3 separate regions of the Homo sapiens genome follow, and all the other regions are linked to region 1. A link is a contact called in ENCODE Hi-C or POLR2A ChIA-PET data. All regions are on one chromosome and are shown on one strand. Each heading gives the region's core, a stretch centred on a gene start or an enhancer-like site at or near the end of the contact. The rest is flanking DNA. Distances are from core to core; before and after follow the strand shown.

The links. A loop is a pair of places that touch in the nucleus more often than their neighbours do. ChIA-PET counts read pairs that join two places held with the same protein, here RNA polymerase II (POLR2A). Pooled maps may share reads with other maps.
Region 2: a loop to region 1 is called in a map of PC-9, with 11 times the contacts of the local background. The contact joins two enhancer-like sites. A Hi-C loop is called at or near these places in 2 of 168 maps with a recorded cell type or tissue (PC-9 and ascending aorta) and 4 of 50 pooled maps. POLR2A ChIA-PET finds 5 or more read pairs at or near these places in 1 of 52 experiments (A549).
Region 3: a map of mammary epithelial cell shows a loop between it and region 1 (14-fold over the local background). The contact joins two enhancer-like sites. A Hi-C loop is called at or near these places in 1 of 168 maps with a recorded cell type or tissue (mammary epithelial cell) and 1 of 50 pooled maps. POLR2A ChIA-PET finds 5 or more read pairs at or near these places in 3 of 52 experiments (AG04449, AG04450 and PC-3).

The regions. Positions count from the first base shown.
Region 1 is chr15:71,293,404-71,297,306 of GRCh38, forward strand. All of the region lies in intron 6 of THSD4 (thrombospondin type 1 domain containing 4), which reads left to right. LOC124903520 (a long non-coding RNA gene) reads right to left here. Exons shown (of 2, transcript XR_007064700.1): 1 at 1,756-3,903; 2 at 1-1,516. Among named protein-coding and RNA genes, the nearest start is that of THSD4-AS1, 110 kb to the left of the region's middle. RefSeq lists an enhancer at 1,458-2,657 and a silencer at 1,907-2,201. Within about 2 kb of position 1,733, at least 17 of the 41 ENCODE cell types and tissues checked have a DNase peak (open chromatin) inside an H3K27ac peak, as active enhancers do; they include PC-3, PC-9, ascending aorta and 1 more, where a contact is called at or near this core.
Region 2 is chr15:71,077,483-71,081,679 of GRCh38, forward strand. It overlaps LOC105370886 (a long non-coding RNA gene), which reads right to left. Exons shown (of 5, transcript XR_932439.2): 4 at 2,315-2,483; 5 at 1-872. Among named protein-coding and RNA genes, the nearest start is that of THSD4, 36 kb to the right of the region's middle. Within about 2 kb of position 2,034, at least 13 of the 41 ENCODE cell types and tissues checked have a DNase peak (open chromatin) inside an H3K27ac peak, as active enhancers do; they include PC-9 and ascending aorta, where a contact is called at or near this core.
Region 3 is chr15:71,046,720-71,050,751 of GRCh38, forward strand. It overlaps LRRC49 (leucine rich repeat containing 49), which reads left to right. Exons shown (of 16, transcript NM_017691.5): 16 at 2,690-4,032. The coding sequence ends at 2,893. Among named protein-coding and RNA genes, the nearest start is that of THSD4, 67 kb to the right of the region's middle. Within about 2 kb of position 2,337, at least 3 of the 41 ENCODE cell types and tissues checked have a DNase peak (open chromatin) inside an H3K27ac peak, as active enhancers do; they include PC-3 and mammary epithelial cell, where a contact is called at or near this core.

The DNA of each region.
Region 1 (3,903 bases), core at 483-2,982:
CTGTTTCCTGGGTCTGCAGCCCCTTCTCAGTTTCTCTGAAGAGTAAACCTCTCCCCTGCTTGGGGAGGAGCATGGGGGTTACGTAGTAGCCTGGCTGCATAACATGGGCTTAGTAGCTCAGTTTTCCATCATGAACCAGAGCCTCATCTTTCATGGTTCCTGTGCCTCCGAGGGCTGGGCTACTGGGGTGTCTGTCAGTCCAGATGGCTTTGTTCTCAAGTTTCCTCCACAGTGGATATGAATGTTTGCAACTTACACTCAATTACAACGCTTTCCTCTACTTTTCTCCAAGTTTGCTGAAATCTTTATTTGTGGATATCTCCTCTCTTTTTGCTTTGTCCTCATAGGTTAAAACGTTTTAAAATTCCCTAACAGTAGGAAATTTAGTAGGGTTTTGGAAGGGAGAGGAGGTGTAAGATGGTCACTCTTCCATGTTTAACTGGAAGTGGAAAGTCTAGGCTTTTGCTTCAGGCCTGGGAGGTGCACATGAAACAGTCCCTCCCAGTGGCTGCCTGGGGGGTCCCTGAAGGGTGTGAGACCACCGTGAATCCTGGGGCAGGGCACTTGCAGTACATGTGCTATGTGTTTGCTAGTATTGTTTTAGATGTTTGATCTCCTAGCCTTTGCTTTTCTTTGTATTTTTCCTGCTTTAGTCCATTTCCCTTCTAGCTCCTTCTGTTCTCATTTATCTTCTGCTGCTGCTTGGAGTTACATTTTCAGCAAGTCTGTAACACCTCTCTGAACCAAAGGCTCTCAAGTTCATCTTTCTTTCTCCAAGCCTACGCCTGTGCTGCTGTCATGAGTGGCGAGCTTCTGTTTCTTCTGTCTTCTTGTCAGTCCCAAGTGCCCTTTTACAGAGAATGCCTGTTTTTCACTGTCTAGCTCAGTTACCAGGAGTCCCTGTGAATGACACCCACAGGTCCCTCAAAGAAGTCAGATTTCTCTTGGACCTGATAAAGCAAACAAAATGTGACCCAAGCAGGCTGAGTTGGACGGGTCCCTTCTTACCTTCGCCCTCTGCCATGTTGACATTCTTATCTGATGGCACAGGCTGGGAGTTCAGGATCCACTTAGATGGGGTCCGTTCAGGGGATACCAGCGTTCACATTTTTCCTTTTAAGAAAGGGTCTTGGCCTGAATGTTCCCCATCCGGACACAGGCTGCATGTCTCTGTGAGTGTCAAAGCTGCCATGACCATCTCGGTAACCTACTCTTACTCCACAATGTCTATATTCACTGCAGGGCTCTATGATTAGTCCATAATGTAAATGCCTGGCCCAAGACGTATGGCCTGAGTTTATCCAAGGCCCAAACGATTACCAAACATTCCTCTTAGATAGAAGACAGATTTCTTTCCCTTGGCAAAGATCTTCTACTAAGATATGTTACAGGATGTTTTACATTCTCTTGGTCTTATAATAACACCACGCCCAATCCAGTATTTGATGCGTCGGTGGTCACTCGGAAGGTTGTTATTTTAAAAATACTTATTGTTCTCAGTCTGCAGTTCTCACAGCTGTAAAAAAAAAAAAAAAAAATACAGTCTTGTTTCCACCTTTCCAGAGTTTTATGGCACCTGGGAACTGGGATCAAGCTGGGACTGGGTCCAAGATTGGGGTGGGTGAGTGGCGCTTGCGTCAGGGAATGTGAGTGCCCTGCAGGCTGGAAGGGATGCTCTGGTTGTAGCCTTAAGATAAACAGATTGGGCTGGACATCTGTGGTTTCAGATTAGGCAGGAAGGAAATCATCTCCTACCTGGATTACTCAATATCTTCCTTACTGGTCCTGCAGTGATCCTGGGAGGGTGATATGATCGGCTTTGTTTACAGATGGATGAACCAGATGAGTCCCTAGGAAGTGAAGTGACTGGCCCAGGATCACGATGAACTCTCAAGGCCAAGTTTGAACCCAGGCCTTCTGACTCCAAGCCTGTAGTCCTTTCACTGGCCTACAGCTGCTTCCTGAGCCCCTTTCCTGGTTCAGTCAGGCAAAACAAACCAGCTTCCTGCGAGTTAAGGGGGAAAAGGGTTTAATGGGGACTGACTCATTGAGATTGGCAGTCCCCTTTGGTTAATTTCATCAGGTCATCTCCTAGCGTTCCATTTCCTTTTGTGGAGACACAGATCAGAGGCAATCTGGCTCTGTATGAACTCACTTTGTGACTCTGGGTGAATCATTTCCCTCTCTGGGTTTCAGGTTCCTCATTGCACAGTAAGTATATTGGAATTCAGTGGTTCTCAAATCTGCTGGAACGTCAGAATCACCTGGGGACATTTTCTTTAAAAAAAAAAAGCCAGCTCTATTGAGTCACATTTTACAATCAATGAGTTTTAGTAAGTTTACCAAGTTGTGCAACTATCAGCATAAATCAGTATTAGAACATTTTTATCATGTCAGTAATATCCCCATCCACTCCCACTCCCTGCCCTAGGCAACAAGTAAGCTATGTACTTTCTGCCCCTGTAGATTTACCTTTTCTGGATGTTTCACATAAATAGAATCATGCACTGTGTGGTCTCTTGCATCTGGCTTCTGTTACTTAATATAACATACTTGAGGTTCATTAATACTGTAGCATGTATTGATAGCCTATTCCTTTCTATTGCTCAATAATATGGCAATTGTATGATATGTCACATGTTATTTATCTACTTATCAGTTGATGGATATTTGATCCAGTTGATGAGTCATGAATGATGCTGCTTAGAACATTCATGGACACATTTTTGTGAGGGCGTATGTTTTCATTTCTCTTGCGTATATACCTAGAAGTGGAATTACTGGGTCAAATGGTAACTCTTATGTGTAACTTTTCAGGAAATAGCCAAACTGTTTCCCAAAGTGTCTGTACCATTTTACATTCCCATCAACAATAGATAAGGGTTACCCTCTGGAGAGCTTTTTAAAAATTGTCATTTCTGTGCCCTACCCACCTGAGGTCTGGCATGGGGCCCAGGAATCTGCATTTTATGAGCTCCCCAGGTAATTCAGATACATCTGGTTCGTGGATATGTGTTTCGGCCCACTAAGACCGGATGACCTCTGAAGCCTCCCTAAGGCCTGTTGTCTCTATTAGTCTGTGCCTCTCGGGCAAGACGCACCTTCCTGCCAAGTCTCTCTGGGTGTTTGTCTTTGGATCAGAGAATCAGTACGCAGAGCAGGGCTGAGGGAGTTGGCCAAGCAGCGTGCATAACTCTGCGCAGCACCTGTCCTGCATTATCCTCCACACTGGCCAAGGCTTTGTGTCCCTGGCTTCATGGACATAAAATTTTATCACAGGTTTTTATGTGTTATCACATTGTAAAAGTGCCATAAAATCAAGGGTCCAGTTTTCAGTGCATCTGAAAACGTCGTATTCCTTTAAGTTATAATCTTGGTTGCAGTCATTTTGGTAACTTGTTGAGAAGCCTCATCCCGACCCTGCCATTTATTAGCTATAACTAGATTTTTAATTGCTCCGAGCCTCTGTTTTCTCATCTGCAAAATGAGATTAATAACATCGACATCATGAAGTCTCTTGAAAGGATTAAATGAGATAACCTGTGAAATGCTACTGTAATGGACCTCAGTGCTCTTTTCTTTCTTTTGGCTGTTTCTGCCCCATCCCTGCTTCCATTATTATACATCTTTTCATGAGCTTATTGCCCATTTATATGTCTTCTATTGTTTTTAATGAGGTGAAATTCACATAGCATAATATTAACCCATTTCCTTCACATCCTTGTTATTTATTTTTTTTTAATTATATCCATCCTAGTAGTGGGTGTGAAGTGGTATTCATTGTGGTTCTGATTTGCATTTCTTGAATGGCTAATGATGTTGAGCTTCTTTTCATGTTTTTGTGTGCTTATTGGCCATTCATATATCTTATTTGCAGAAAAATATTTATTCAAGTCCTTTGCT
Region 2 (4,197 bases), core at 784-3,283, 220 kb before region 1:
AAGTTGGCCTAACATTTGAAAGATCAATCAATGTAACTCACCATGGTAAGAACTAGAAAATAAACATTAAATTATCTGAATAAATACAGAAAAGATACTTGTGCCACCCTTCCCAGCTTCCCCTGTGTCCCACACACATGGGAAGAATATCAGGGAACAGAATCTATAAGAGCCTTGGGAGGGACAAGAATCATTCCTCCATGTAGACACCCAGGTTGCTTCTGGGCTTGTGCTTCTGGACTGGCTCTACCATCACTGCGTGGACAGGGAGGGCTTCCTATTGCCTTGATAGGAACATCCCAGGCCTGCTCTGTGTGATGGGCCACTTGCAGCCTGGTCCATCAGTTTTATCCCCCATTTAAGGCTACTGGTTTCCTCAACTGAGCTGAGACAATAGGATTTCCGGTGGCCAGATACTTCAGCCAACCCTCACTGCCCTGGTTAATGAGACTGACACCACCCCCGCCCCCCGACCACCAGTATCAAAGAGCTGCCTCTCACCCTGATGGTGGTTAAGTGTTCATTTTAGGGCTCTGCACTGGCAGGTGAAGAGTGTTGACCATTCAACCATGCACCCTTGTCAATCCATTCAATCCATGCCATCCTGGATTGATTACAAAAGTGAGTTTATGTTTTATTTTCTATGTATTCTGCCTAATGCCAATAGCTTCTTGCTTTTACTCTCAAATCACCCATAATTTTTCACAGAATAATCTCCATATTTTACCATTTCCACAGCACCCTCTAGCCAAAGTTTATTGTTAACATGGCTCTTCCGTGAGAAGAAGGAGCCTGCTGGTAAGATTACCTGAAAAGGACTGCCGTGTTGCATCAGTGGAAGCACTTTTCGACTTTATACAGGTAATTCTTGGCTAAAATAAAATGATATTAAAAAAAAAGAAAAATACATAGTACACTTGTTGCTCTCCCCTGCTTAGCCCTAATGCAGGCATTCCTAATCCATAGCCCTGTACCTTTCCTCTGACTCACGGCTTCACAACCCTTCTCAGTACCGTACCCCAGACAGGTACCACCAATCAGAGTTGATGTGAAACCTGTTTGCCTTTCCTGATCTTACCCATTGGCTCTGCAAACGGGTTTTGATTTTGCTTTTCTAGCTCTGAACTTTGTGCCTTTTCCAAAGTGATTCTAGGGATCAGCCTTCCAGTTTCCTACACAACAGCCTAAGGCATCTACAACTCCCAAACCAGTCCATGCCTCATTGCCATGGAGCCTGCTTCGGCCACATGCAGTGCCTGCTCAACAGAGGCAGGGATGTGCATAGCTGTTGTGTGCAGGAGCTGATTTATTAAGAAGTCCAACTGGCCAGAGCCCCCAAGAGAAACTCTCTTTGGGAACAGTGGGTGCTGTTGACTGCTTGCACGTGTCATTGCTTCAGAGGTCTTTAGTCTTTTCTGTCTGAACACCCTCAAAGTGGGGAAGTGACCTCTGATCATTGGATACTTTCCTAAGGGGAGTAGCAACAGTCTACAGGTATTCCTCCTGTGGTTATTCTGACAGTGGTAGGCTTAAACCCGGTAGAGAGGTCTTGCATTCTATCTGGTGGAGTGTGTGGCACAGAAACAGTTACGAAAACAAAAGCTTTTACCCTACTCTCCCACCCATCAGAAAGAGCACTGACTTTTAAAAAATATTTCCCCTTGCAAATCCTCAGTCTCAGAAGCAGGGCATTCGATTATGTTGTCAACACAAATAGATCTCATAAAATTCAAAGTTAAAGTCACTTCTGACAGTTTCTTAGCCTATAAAATGAGGGGGTTAGATCAGATAATCTCTAAAGGTCTTTCCGTCTTTCACAGCTTGTGACTTTATGGCTTTAGTCAACAGTATAAAACAAGGGCAAACGGCAAAAAAAAAAAAAAAAAAACAAGAAGCCTTAAAACTTAGCACAGGCTCTGGAGAATCTACAGGTATTTCAAAAAGACAGTTGACTTGAAATGTAGGAAGCCCAAATGAATTCTGAAATAGAGTAGAACCGTGAGAACGTGCTTGTAAAATGTGTCACCACCCACTGCCTTCCAACTGGCTCTGGGGCCTTTCCAGCACTGGGTGGTATCTGACTGATAAGTATCATTCTTTGTTAATGTAACCATGGTTTGTCATGTTTGCCAAAGGCTGGAAGAAAATTGAGCCAAGAGCTGGAAGCCAGAAGTTCCCCATGCCTGCCCTACACATCCAGGCTCTGAGTTTTTACTTTTTCTACTATATTGCCATGCAAGTAACTTTAACTTTGCTTCTCTGTTCTCTGTCACTGAGAAATACCATGTCTCCATGGCAATAGGAATGCATTTACCTTCACCAAACCTGCTCAAATCCTTGCTGAACAGGACGTAGCAGGAGTTGACTTTCCAATGGTGGAGGTTCAGAGTACAGCCTGTAGCCACAGAGAAAAGTTGCTTGTTCCTGAAATGCAGACACACCTCCAATCCAGAGAGCAAGTCATCTCGTGGAGGAAGTGGTAGCTGTAAAAATTCAAATGGAAAAGGCATAGGTAAGAGACAAATTTTCTGAAAAGTTTGCCTTAAGTTTGGCACAGAATTTGGGACCATTGCTTTGGCAATCAATGACACTCAGAGGGGAACAGAAGCCTCCAGGATGGGTGAGGTGGCTCATGGAAAACAAGTGTGTGCAGGGCGGAGAGGAGAGGACCAGGACAGAAGGCAAGGGGTTGAGGGGGTTGCCGTTCTGGGTCTGTTCCTAACAGGCATGCTTTTTCCAGTCTTTTCATGCCCTCATAAACCTTCACTTGGGCTGGTGGAGTGTTGCATTTCTTCATTTAGTCATTGAGTCATCCATTCCTCACTTACTTACCAGCTCATTCATTCAGAAAGCCTTTATTCCACACCTACCATGTGCCAAATAATTGTATTCAGCACCAGTTCACTCGGATGAATAGGGCATGGTCCCTGCCCACCAGGCTCACAGCCTGGGTTGAAGAGGTAGATGACTAAACAGGCGCATGCAATTCAACATAGTACGTGCCTCTTTGGAGTAAGCACGGATGTGGTGGGAGCACAGTAGAGGGGCAGCGAAGCCCACCTCGGGGAGGAGGTACAGTGGGGTTTTGAAAGGAGGGCCTCCCTTAAGGCTGCTGAAAGATGTGGTGTTATTTTTTATTTTTTACTTTTTTGTAAGAGACAGGATCTCATTGTATTGCCCAGGCTGGAGTGCAGTGACTATTCACAGGCATGATCACGGCTCACTGCAGCCTCAAACTCCTGGCCTCAAGTGATCCTCTTGCCTCAGCCCCACAAGTGGCTGGGACTCTGGCAAGTGTAGTGCTATTTAGTGGGTAAAGAGGGGGATAGGAAAGAGTCAAAGGGTATTCTAAGTTCAGGGGCAGCTTTCACAATGACTCAGAGACAAGGAAGAACATGTAGGGCTTGGAAGTCTGTAAGTGGTTCAGACAGCTCAGCTGATGAACTAACCCCACACACATCATGGTGGGCGTCACTGAAGCATTTACTGGGCAGCTCCTGTGAAGAAATCAGCTTGCTTGAGCTAAACATGTGAAATGAGTTCATTTGGCTTGACCATATTTAACTCCATGTGGCTGGGTTAAATGAAATGTTTCATCCTTTGGAAGGAATGCAAAGTTTTTGGGGTTTTGTTTGTTTTTGAGAAGGGTTTTGCTCTGTCGTCAGGCTAGAGTACAGTGGAGTAATCATAGCTAAGTGCAGCCTCCAACTTCTGGCTCAAGCCATACTCCTGCCTCAGCCTCCTGAGTAGCTGGGACTACAGGTATGTGCCACCATAACCACCTAATTTTTTTAAATTATTTTTTGTAGAGACGAAGTCTTGCTTTGTTGCCCATGCTGGTCTCAAATTCCTGGGCTCAAGTGATCCTTCTACTTAGGGATCCCAAAGAGCTGGGATCACAGGCGTGAGCCACCGCACCTGACCACACAAAGAGTTTTGAACCAGGAAGGAACCTGGAGAAATTATGCAGCAGTGGACAAGGTGGGTGGCCTACTGAAAAGACTGAAGAGACCCTCAAGAGAATCTGGTAGCCATCAGAGTCAGAGACATTTAGAATGGCACAAACACAGCAGGAAGGGAAGCAGTGATTCTATCAGGCACCAGGAGAAATATGATACACAGGTTACCCCATGTCATTCTCACAATAACCTAATGGAAGTTGGCATTATTAAACCCACTTTACAGATGAGGCACCAG
Region 3 (4,032 bases), core at 1,087-3,586, 250 kb before region 1:
TATTTTTGTTTTTGTTGCAATTGCTTTTGGGGACTTAGCCAAAAATTCTTTGCCAAGGCCAATATCAAGAAGAGTCTTCCAGAATTTTTATAGTTTGAGGTCTTACCTTTAAATTATTAATCCCTTTTGAGTTAATGTTTGTATATGGTGAAAGATAAGAAAGGTCCAGCTTCAATCTTCTGCATATGGCTAGCCAGTTATCTCAGCACCGTTTATAGAATAGGGAGTCCTTTCCCCATTGCTTGTTTTTGTCAGCCCTGTTGAAGATCAGATGGTTTTCGGTGTGCAGCTTTATTTCTGAGTTTTCTATTCTGTTCCATTGGTCGATGTATCTGTTTTTTACCAGTACCAAACTGTTTTGGTTACTGTGGCTTTATAGTATAGTTTGAAGTCAGATAGCATAATGCCTCTGGCTTTGTTCTTTTTGCTTAGGATTGCTTTGGCTATTCGGGCTCTTTTTTGGTTCCATATGAATTTTAGAATTTTTTTTCTAATTCTGTGAAGAGTGACATTGGGAATTTGATATGAATAGCATTGAACTGTAAATTACTTTGGGCAATATGGCCATTTTTATGATATTGATTCTTCCAATCCATCAGCAGGGAATGTTTTTCCATTTATTTGTGTCATCTCTGATTTCTTTCAGCAGTATTTTGTAGTTCTCCTTGTAGAGGTCTTTCACCTTCTTAGCTGTATTCCTACGTATTTCATTTTCTTTGTGGCTATTGTAAGTGGGATTGTGTTCTTGATTTCACTGTCAGCCTGGATGTTGTTGGTGTATAGAAACGCTACTGAATTGTGTACATTGATTTTATATCCTGAAGTTTTACTAAAATTGTTTCAATTTGAGAGCCTTTTGGCAGAGTCTTTAGGATTTTCTAGGTATAGAAATCATATTGTCAGCAAAGAGAGATAGTTTGACTTCTTTTCCTATTTAGATGCTTTTTAATTTCTTTCTCTTGCCTGACCGTTCTGGCTAGGACTTCCTAGAAATCTTCGTAGGTATAATTTTAATGACACTATCTGTGATTTTTAGGATTTCATTTGTTTGTTTGTTTGTTTTGTTTTGTTTTTTGAGACAGAGTCTTGCTCTGTCGCCCAGGCTGGAGTGCAGTGGCACGACCTCAGCTCACTGCAACCTCCACCTCCTGGGTTCAAGCAATTCTCCTGCCTCAGCCTCCCGTGTAGCTGGGACTACAGGCATGTGCCACAACCCTGGCTAATTTTTATATTTTTAGTAGAGATGGGGTTTCACCATGCTGGCCAGGCTAGTCTCGAACTCCTGACCGCAAGTGATCCACCCACCTTGGCCTCCCAAAGTGCTGGGATTACAGGTGTGAGCCACTGCACCGGGCCAAATTTTTTTTTTTTTTTTTTTTTTTTAGAAACAAGGTCTCACTCTGTTACTCAGGCTGGAGTGCAATGGCATGATCATAGCTTAAACTGTAGCCTTGAACTCCTGGGCTCAAACGATTCTCCCACCTCAGCCTCCCAAGTACCTGGAACTACAGGCATGTGCTATTACACCTGGCTAAATTTTTTATTCTTGTTTTTCTGTAGAGATGGGGTCTCGCTATGTTGCCCAGGCTGGTCTTGAGTTCTTGGCCTTAAGCGATCCTCCTGCCTTGGCCTCCCAAAGTGCTGGGATTACAGATGTGAGCTACCATGCCTGGCTTATGATATTTTAAATTTAGCTCATTTAATTTATCTTGAAATTATTTTGGTGTTTTGACTTGAGTTGGAGATTTAAATGGATCCTTTTTCTAGTAGTTAAATGTATTGTCTCATTGACATTTATTACTTTCCTTCTTCATTGATGTGCATTACTTCCCTTGTAATTCTGATTATCTGATGTGTTACATTGATTCTTCCATGTATATTATACATTCCATGATTATGCCTTGATACTATTCAGAAGTATCAATAGCCAAAATAAATGTTAAATTCTTGATTAAACAAAATCACTTTGTTTTAGTCTCTGTGATGAAATTGGGGCACAATATTCAAATATCCTCAGCTCCAAAATTCCTCTGTTGTGTTTAGGACCAGGTTTTTCATTTTCACACTGCCAGACCCAGAAGTTGAGTGGGAGACCTGTTTCTTTAGAAGGCAACGTCCTGGGTCCCAGGTTTCTATATGTTTACTCTTCCTAATTGTACACTTCCCCCCAACTTTCTCCAAATGGTCAAGGCTGCGTAAGTCAGTGTAGTGTACCATTTTATGCTTTCCCATAATAGAGGGTAAATTCAGAGTATACATACTTAAAGTATTACATAGATATTAACTAATATCATACCAATTGAAATTGTCACTATCTGTATCCTGATACATTTACCACAGGAATCTGTGAGTCTGCATTCAGCTGACTTGTGTGAGCTAAATGACCTGAACTGAGATAGGAGAAATAGTAGTTATGATTCAACAATTCCAGTAAAGAAACACATTTTCTAGCAGAGCTGTCCAACAGAGGTAGGAGTAGACTGAGAAGTACTGAGACCCTTGTTGTTATCTTTACTCAAGCAGAACTCTGTCAGCAGTGACTAGGAAAGAATTCCTGCTCTGAGGAGTAGATGGGGGAGGAATAGGGGGTCAGAATAAATTATTTCAATTTTCTGTGGTTCAGCTAATTGTTGCTTTGACTTTTGGATTAGTTATGATTTAATACAAAACTTTCTCTTTTTTTTAACAGGAAATAAAGGAAAAGAAGAAATTCTGTAAAACATATATAGAAGACCTTGTGAAGGAAGCCACAGAAATCAACATGAAAAATGAGGCTTTGCAGAAGCTTTGGCCACAGATGTTCATTGAGCTTGTTAGGGATGCAGTCATAGAAATTCGCAATAAAAATTCCTATATGAAGCTCTGCCTACAGCAGATAACAGACCAAAAATAAAAATGGCCTTTAGTTACAGTTGATTTTGGCAGTTTTATTTTTTGAAGGTTGAAAATATGCAGGTTATACATGTTAAAACAACAACAACACTATCCTATAAACTAGAAAGACTAGTATAAAAGCATTATTGCCCACTGTTCTCATAGCTAAAAGTTAAGAAGGAAGGAAGGAAAGCAGGAGAAAGGAAGGATTAATTGCCTGTATGTGAGGACCAAACAACCTTTGGGAACTAAACAGTTTTCAGAGATGGCGTGGCACTGCATCCTTGGTTCTTGCTTTGATTGGTGCCCTGCTATAGCCCAAAGCACGTAGTATTTGCTGATGATTCAGCATGAGCTGCATCTACCTACTTTTAGCTGATAATTTTCAGTTATTTCCCTTTTTATTTTATGTCATGATTTCAAAGCCAAAAATATGTTCTTTTTATGAGTGAAGAATAAACTTACTAACAAATTAGTCAAAATAAAGTATGTTTGCCTCCTTAATTCAGTCAGAATTGTCATATTTATTGTATGTTCCTCTTTAGTTAGGTACGGTTCCTGCTATTCACCTATATGGAGGATGCCCCATTCTTCTAGGAATGCATTCTCAGGGAACCACAGGAGGTCCTGGGAATCACTATGGGCAGAGAATATGCAAATGAGTCAAAACTGGGATAGGAAGAAAATGTTTTGTCTTAGGAGATCCTGAATGACTATAAAATGCTGTTACAAAGCAGTAAATCTGCTTCTCTGAAAGATGTTTCCTTCCATTGTTAGCTCTCAAATGCTCTTTTAATAGACATGCATGTGTACCTGTGTCTCAGAAGTATTAGGGATGCATGAGTGAAGGGTTCTAATTTTTAAAATTTCATTTGAAGATCAAATTCATGCTGGTGAGAAGGGTAGTAGGAGCCTATTACCATAGCTAGAGATGATGCCACTTCAGAAAAACAATCTTAGTCAATAAATAGGAATTTTTCGGTTTGCTTAGATTTTACCTAGCAGCTATTATGTCAGCAGGACCACCAGGATATGGGAAAACAGGACTAGAAGATGTACGACAGCAAAGACATGCAGAGACATGCAGAGACACCTGGAAGGAAGCTAGGTAAGCTGCTATTGCGGTTCTGAGAAAGACCCACATCCTTAAGATCTCTT